Linked DNA regions of Homo sapiens: region 2 is linked to region 1. A link is an interaction called in ENCODE POLR2A ChIA-PET data of the cell type or tissue named here. Cell type or tissue: A673. All regions are shown on one strand.

Region 1 (4,000 bases):
ATCTGATTTTGCTGTCAGCGAGGATAGTGAATCTCTGAACCCACAGGACACCCAGGGGCTTCCAGAGGCAAAGGAACAGGGCTTAAATTTTTCAGTCTTTCCTGTTTTCCCTTGCAGAATTTTCTCTTAAAACCCCACAGCCATATTCCCCCAGGAAATCCTCAGTTTTATAAGTGCTCTGTAAAAGATAAGACAAACCTATGGTCTATATTTATAGAGACCCAAAATTTCATTTGGTTAATGTTAAGCTGTGACAAAATCCAGAAGTTTCCAAGTTAAGGATGAAGTTTAACAATGTCTGTCTTTTATTTCAACTCAGATCCATATGTGTATGAGAAGAAGAGCAGTTATATTCCAGGAAAAAAAAAAAAAACATTTATCATGGCCTTGATGTGCTTTTACCTAGAGCTTTTACGTAAGTTATTGGATTTAGTTCTTCACAGCAATTTTTAAGGTAGGTATTATCAGCTCTATTTTTAGTTAAAAACCTGAATATCAGGGATATCAAGTAACTTGTCCATGTTCCCAGGACCAGTAAGTAGTAGAGCCAAGATCTGAACCCAGATCTGCTGGCTCCAAAGCCTGGGTTCTTCCCTTGCACAATGCTGACCAAAACCTACTAGCACAATTTCAGTTTTTGCTCTCATATATGTAAAGTAAAAGTAAGGCTGCTCCATACAGAATCTTAGTCTGTGTACTGTACAGCTCCAAGAGGTGCCATGGAATTGTGCAACCGAGGTGGCCTTTAGTAAAAACATAGTATGATATGGCTGTTCTGGGGGCTTTCCAGTCCTCTAAATCCTCTAGGTAAGGTCTTTCCACAAGACAGTGGCAGGCAATGGAAAAAGCAGCCCACTGATGGATTCCAGAATTATCTCAGCGTGGCATAACAAATGGGGCATACAGAAGTGGGGAGATGTGTGTGCTAATTCTCATGCTGAAATTAATTCACTGGCTCACCTGAACCTTAGGTTAGCAAAAGGTCCTCACTGGTTCAGTTTCCTCACCTGAGCAATGAATGAGAGTGGACTCAATTACTGGATTTCAAGATTGCTTTTAGGTTGTAGAAATCTTACGCAGAAATGCAATGCACAAAGCAGGCAAATGCAAAGGTGGGGACTGGGAAGAAGGAACTTGGAGCCTGCTTACTCACTCAGCTCCCTCCTCCTTTCCAACCTGCACCTCTGAACACAGCTGGCCAAAGCTGGCACTTGATGATCTTTCCATATCTAAAAATCCTAATATTTTATAGTTCTGTGCAGATTATCCATGTTCTGAGTAACTGCAGTGAATTGCTCTCAGTGAATTACCTAAACTGCTTGTGAGGGACCAAGTCTAGTGTGAGAGAAATATCTACACAGAGCAGAACACTGAATGTGTCAGTGCCAATGAATAATGCTTTATCCAGTTGAGTTTCAACCTGAAACATGAAACCCCAGCAGTGAGCCCATCAGGGGTTCACTGGAAAATACGTGCACAGCCAACCTCCAGAGCCCCACAATGGGTTTTGTTGTGTAGCAATGGGGGTGAGGGGGGAAAGGAGGAGGAGGGAATCCAAGGGAACAATGTCTATTGCTTCAGCCAAAGGACTTAATAATTAGCTGTGACTAACAAATACCACATGGGAACCAACTTGTAAAAAAATGTCCCACAAAGCACCCTATTGCCAGTGGGCCAATTTGAGCCTGCAACCTCTCCCCTTCTAGGGAGAGATTAGAAAACTAGAAGGAAGGAGAGCAACTCCATCTGCCTGAAGCCACTGGACCAAAGACTCAGATGGATGGAAGCTGGGGATGCTTTCAAAGCACCCTCCCCCTTGCTCTTGAAATTGTAAGCACTTGGCCTCCCTGGGCTGAAATTCCAGGGGCAGGGGCTAAGGGAGTTAACATAGGCAGAACTTACTCCAAACAATGTCAATACAAAACAGGTTTTCTTTATGGAAGCAAGTTAGGACGAAATCGCTGAAAAGGTCATCTGTGTTTGCAGTACACAGTACGGTGGTGCAGGCAGAAGGGAGGTGCCAAGCCATAAATCCAGGGAGGCTTGGACAGGTGAATAGCAATTTACTCCCCCACAAACTTCAGTGGGGGCTGGGTGCGTCCTAGGAAAGCAGGATTTGGAAACAGGAAGTTGGTGCCTGTTATCCTCAGGTGGGCTACTCAGGGTCACAGCCCTGGTGTTACAAATCAACGTCCACAAATTTTCAATGCACAGACAGGTCCTGAGCTGGCTGCATCAAAAAGACTTGGGTTCTTATTACTATAGTCTTCTGGGCACCTTCTGCAGGGATTACAGCTTGGAAGCCTTGGGGCAGCTGTGCTCGGATTTGGCACAGAAGCTGTGAAGGGGAAAGTGCAAAGATCACATAGCACCCAGACTTTAGGAGCTGGCAGGTTGGCTGTGCCAGTTAGCGTAACGAGCACCTGCAGGCTCTTTAAAAGTTAGCCATTCTTATTTTGAAGGCAACGGTTAAGAGCATGGATTATGGAGTCAAACAGACCCAAGTTCAAGTTCCAGACTGGCCAATTATTGGCTTCTCTGGACTTCAGTTTTTACAAATAAAAACAGAATGTTTGCCTATGTGGATAAAGTGAATGAACTTTTGTAAAATTTTTGGCACAGAGGGTTAATGTACAGCTTTTAATTTACATATGATATATATTAACACATACATGTATGTGTGTGTACATATATACATACACAGAGAGAATTGCTCACATTATTTTTTTCTTCCTAGAATTTCCCAAGCCATGGTCCATCAAATCATAGACCCTCCTGCTCCAGACTTTTGAAAGTCCCCAATGCATAGGCAAGCATTTCTAGATGGCTAGACAGAGCCTGATTTCCTCTGGCTGATTACTTATTAAAAGGTACTTCCTCAGTTCACTTTTGAGTGGAAGTTTTTCAGAAAGCCATTCGCTCACTCGCTCACTTGCTCGCTCCCTCACTGGCTCAGTCTTGCATGGACAATCCTGTGGAATGCAAGAGCACAGGGCAAAACGGTTAGTCAAGGCTGCTTAGCCAGCTAGTACAGGTGGTCAGATTTTGACAAGATCTTAAATTGGGGAAGTTCAGACAAGCGGTTACTTTGGGTCCTTGGAATATTTATAATAGGGGGTGAAGAGAGGTTCACCGAAGGAATTGACAAGCTACTAATTAATGCCATCACTGCTGCCTGGCACCTCTATTAAGCAAAACTCAGAAACCGGGAGCCAATTTTCACATACGCTTTCTTTTCTAAATGGTAGCCCTTCTGAATTGCAACCTTCTTCACGCCTGGCACTCCCAGCCGCCATCGGCCCCTCTCCGACTGCACATCACACCAGGTCCAAGAGAAGCTAATTTAACCACCGCTGGTTAAAATCATACTGCACTTCACAGCGCCTTTCACATGCCATGAAGCTGTCATGATAATTCTTGATCTCTAGCTCACCTGACAGCTCAGCCCTCCCTTGACTGCAAAGCTTCCCCGTCAGTTAGAAATAGCAGTTTTCCTGGCACCAGATGTGTCATCTTGAATATCCAGATGAAAGGCAGACACCTGGCCCCTGCTCCCTCCCCTCCCTGCCTCGTTTTCCCTTCTTAGCTCTGGATTTTGTTTAGGAAGGCCATGTACCACCCCACCCCCAACTCCCAAGTCCCTCCTCTGGGCAGCCTGGAAGTTCCTCTTCTGCACAATTCAAAAGATGTCTTGCATTAGCCCACAGAGCAACTTCACACCTTGTGCAGCAAAGAGACACACACACACCAATTGACATCGCTAGGAGAGGGAAGGAAAACTTAACATCAGGGCAAGATTTCCACCCCTTTGCAGCTGCTTGGGAAGCCTGGCTAGCCCAAACCACCAGCCCAGCTGCCTCCAAAGGGTAGTGCTGGCTTCTCTCTCACCAGCTGTCTGATCCCATCTCTTCACTACGACTTTGTAGCTTGGTCTTTCGTTATGAGATCCTTGGGATGAAAAGAGATATTGTTTTGATAAAGGGCAGGCCTGGGTGAATAA
Region 2 (4,000 bases), 140 kb after region 1:
AGGTCACCCTTGGCAGCCTCTTTTAGCCTTGGTTTTCTTATCTGCAAAATGGGAATAACACCACTCACTTCCTAGGGTTATGATATAATATATTACAACAATTAACACTTGGCTTGGTACACAATAAGCATTCAATAAATGGTAGCCATATTATTTATTATCATTACTATTATTATCATTTCTGTAGATTTTGCCTTGTCTGCCTTGGCTCTTTTTGACTGGTCTCCTTGTTCTAACTTAAGCCATATGACCCTATAGGCCAGAAAATGTAAGAAGAAAGAGAAGGGATTCCCCAAAAGCAGTGTTGAACCAAGTTAGGGCAATAAGATGAGGAAAAGATCATCAGAATAAAAAAAAATCAAAATCATAAGGGGGTTAGTTTTACACTCTAGGCTATCACAAATTTTGCATCAAGACTGATACATTGGGCATTACATTGAAACATTTTCCCCCATAATGCATTTATGAGATTATCATTTCAATTTTGTTAAACAGTGCTAGATTCAGTTTGTTTGTGTGCCTGGCACATAGCAGGAATTCAATGAGCGAATGAATAAAAGAATGACTGTGCCAAATAAGCAAATTATATATATATAATATATATATCAAAACTCTGAAACAGCTGTATTTGCTATTTCATTTATAAGGTTAAAGTAAGTTTTAGAATATTTCTATCTTAACTGGAGATATCAATTAAAACGCTTTGTTGGAGAAAATGTATCATTTCCTATAATGCAAAATATAAGAATTCAAATATACTTTGGAAATTTATAGGTATTTTCATTTATTCATGACTCATGATAGCTCGAAAGCAGCTATTATGTCAAGGCAAATTATTAGCTCTCACTATTGTATAATAAACAGAGCTATAATTCATGTTTATTTACAAATATTCTTTCTAGTTATGAGATTTAGCACATGTCCATCCATTATGATTGTTAGTTTCCTTTTGTTTTCTTTTAAGGAAAGGCTACTGGCTAAATAACCAATCAATAAACATCTCTAACCAGCTACCTTGGTGCTGTTAACAATGGAATGTGCAATTATTTCCGTCTCCCATATTCCCATTTATATAGAATGATCTGGATCAACTGCTGGGTCAACATTCTGACAGTCAGTCCAACATATTTGAAGATAAGTGAAAAGTTGCTATAGTAATATGTATGTGAGAACTCTTCATGGCAATGACCATGAGGGATCCAATCAAAGAAACATTAGCCTGGTAAGAAGAGCCTCATGGTCAGAGGGAGAAAGTCAAATGTGAGAACTCACTAATGAATTTTATTCCTTGGGCGTGTTGAACTGGAACCTAAGGGCCTTGCTAGGAAGATATAAATAAATACGAGTAAAGATAATGTCTGTGGCTGGAAAATATGAAGAACTCTTTCTTTATGTGCCCATGACCTGGCTCCAAGGACAATCCTCAAAAAGTGGTTTCACAATTGTTTTCAGTGATATTGGTATTGCAGGAATTGGTCAACCAATAGAACATGCACACACACATATACACACACACACGTATATATTTTGTATGTATTTTATTATTATTATTTTACCTATTCTGGTAAATTTATTAAAAAGAAAGAAAAGTCTGGCTGAGTGGTTTATAGTCACACTTCAAACCCAATAGTCGTTCTCATGCTGAAATTCTGGGATCATCCTATATCTTTCTCTTTCCTCAAAAGCTATAGTTCAGCTATTCCCAGGTAAGAACTGCCTTACTTATATGTACTTTGTAAACTTTTTTCCCCTTTTTCTTTCTCTTTCTTTTGCTTCCTTCTTTTTTTTTTTATTTTTTATTTTTTGAGACAAGATCTTGCTCTGCCACCAGGCTGCAGTGCAGTGGACTGATCACAGCTCACTGCAGCTCTGGCCTGCCAGACTCAAGCAATCCTCCCACCTCAGCCTCTCAAGTAGCTAGAAATACAAGTATGTGCCACCACACTCAGCTTTTTTTTTTTTTTTAATTTTTGATAGAGACAGGGTCTTGCTATGTTGCCCAGGGTAGTCTCAAACTGCTGGCCTCAAGTAATAACCCTGCGTTGGCCTCCCAAAGTGCTGGGATTACAGGCAGGAGCCACCTTGCCCAGCCCTTCCTTCTTTTCTTCCTTCTTCCTTTTCTCCCTCCCTCTTTCCTTCTTTCTTTCTTTTTTTTTTTCTGGCTTGGGAATACACTAAAATTTGAAGAGAAAAATTGAAAGCAGAAAAATGCTTTGAGTCACAACCAATTCTTTTCAAATAGTCCACAAACCTGGTCCTCCTCATTTGGACAATTACAGCCAAAAGAAGGATCTAGTTTCAAAGTGCAGCTGCTCATTTGAAGTGGGATAAGCATGGTTAATTTTTTCAATGAAAAAATGGTGATGAATGGAATAGAAAATAAAGATATCTTTAAAGCTAGACCAAAGAAAAAGTTGTTTTAACTCCAGAAGGTCATCAATTTGGAAATATTATCCAGAGAATTTTTCAAATCACAGAGAAGAGCTTCCAGGAAATCTTAAATGACTACTAATGAAAAGTATTCCTTAGAGTCCAGTTGAAATAAAAGTCACAATAGTCACATATGTAATTCTATGCCCTAAAACACCCAGCTGCAGGGGAATCTATAGGAACCCAACGGGATCCCAGTGTTCACAATTATCTTCTTTGTAAACCACAGAGCAATAGTAACAAAGGTCTTTACAACTTTTATTAATAAAAATGTATTGTAAATTGCAATCATATTTAAATTCTTATGACTTCATAATATTATTTTGCAAACTAAAACAAAAAAATGATCTTTAAAACCATAGTTAATTGTGATCACATGAGTATTTTGCTTTGTGGAAATTTATTGCATGAACATGCTTAATTTGTATACATTTTAACTTGCATGATGTGTCAATTAAAAGCTTACTAATTAAAAAGAAACTATACTCAATCTTCTCCTTCCGAATGAAATGTTTTTCCTAGATACATTCTTTTAAATAATATGGGAACACAAAATTGCGTATCTCCTTCAAAGTCTTATAGAAAAAATTATAAGCTATGTTTGAAAGTTATTTTTTTAATTTTAGTTTTTAAATATAATTTCAAAAATAAATTATTTTTATTCCATGTGAGGCATACTAAATTTAATACCTCTCCAAATAACCAAAGGGCATTTTGTATCAAGCACCTACACTGTGTTGGTATATCATTATGACTGGCATGCCTTTTCTTTTTGAAAATAGTCTTCACATGTATTTCCTTTTTGAAAATAGTCTTCACATTATGCCCTATTTTGAAAATAGTCTTCACATTATGCCAAAGGGCATAATGGGCACTATAGCTGCCTGTTGCCTTGTGGAGTTTTATCAATAATGTAGCTAATAAACAGATGTTTTGTGGGTAACCACACTGTGTTATAGGTTATCTAAGAACTCATACCTTTGCTTTGACTTCCACCAGCATTCACGAATTAAGAAAACCTCAGGGGAGAGGGGAGGTGTTGTATGAAATACAGCATTCTCATTTGTCACCAAAATTACTGACTTTTGAAGTCAGTAATTATTTTTATTGTGTTTATTTGTTTTCAAGAAAATAAGTGGGAGAATCTTACAATGACTTCTGAGTCCTCTGTCTTAAGGATACCTCTTAAAGGGTCAATTAAGATATGTATTTCATAGTAGTTGCTTAAAAGATGACTAACAAGTTTTTTTTTTAAAAAAAAAAAATATGTTAACCATTTTCTGTGGCCAACTGCCTGAAAAGCTTCAGATTGCTTTATATTTCCAACCAACACTGACTGGCATTTACTCTTAGTAAGCAGAAGTTGTCACAAACGACAGAAAGTGATTAGCAATCACTTGCTACACGGCATGAGATAGTCTTAAAACTCCCATTTACCCCCTACTGAACCAATATCTTAGCTTATTCTAGAGGACATGAACAAGTATTTCTCTAGCAACTAACATAAGTGAAAATACAAGCCCTAGCTCCGTAGAATGCCACAAATTTGGTCACAAAGGAAAATGAAAGC

Evidence for each region. ChIA-PET counts read pairs that join two places held together with the same protein. Peaks named below come from ENCODE experiments on the same cell type or tissue, not always from the same donor. Only the 100,000 strongest peaks of a DNase experiment are listed, where the experiment ranks them.
Region 2: POLR2A ChIA-PET joins it to region 1 with 5 read pairs; 2 of 35 experiments call an interaction of 5 or more read pairs at or near these places.

What each region holds. Positions count from the first base shown.
Region 1 is chr11:30,421,116-30,425,115 of GRCh38, forward strand. The region is part of intron 4 of MPPED2 (metallophosphoesterase domain containing 2); the gene reads right to left. Among named protein-coding and RNA genes, the nearest start is that of ARL14EP, 100 kb to the left of the region's middle. RefSeq lists an enhancer at 1,788-2,288. In A673, no CTCF peak of the experiment used is centred here; a DNase peak (open chromatin) is centred at 1,516.
Region 2 is chr11:30,556,630-30,560,629 of GRCh38, forward strand. The region is part of intron 2 of MPPED2 (metallophosphoesterase domain containing 2); the gene reads right to left. Among named protein-coding and RNA genes, the nearest start is that of MPPED2-AS1, 26 kb to the right of the region's middle. In A673, a CTCF peak has its summit at 1,805; no DNase peak of the experiment used is centred here.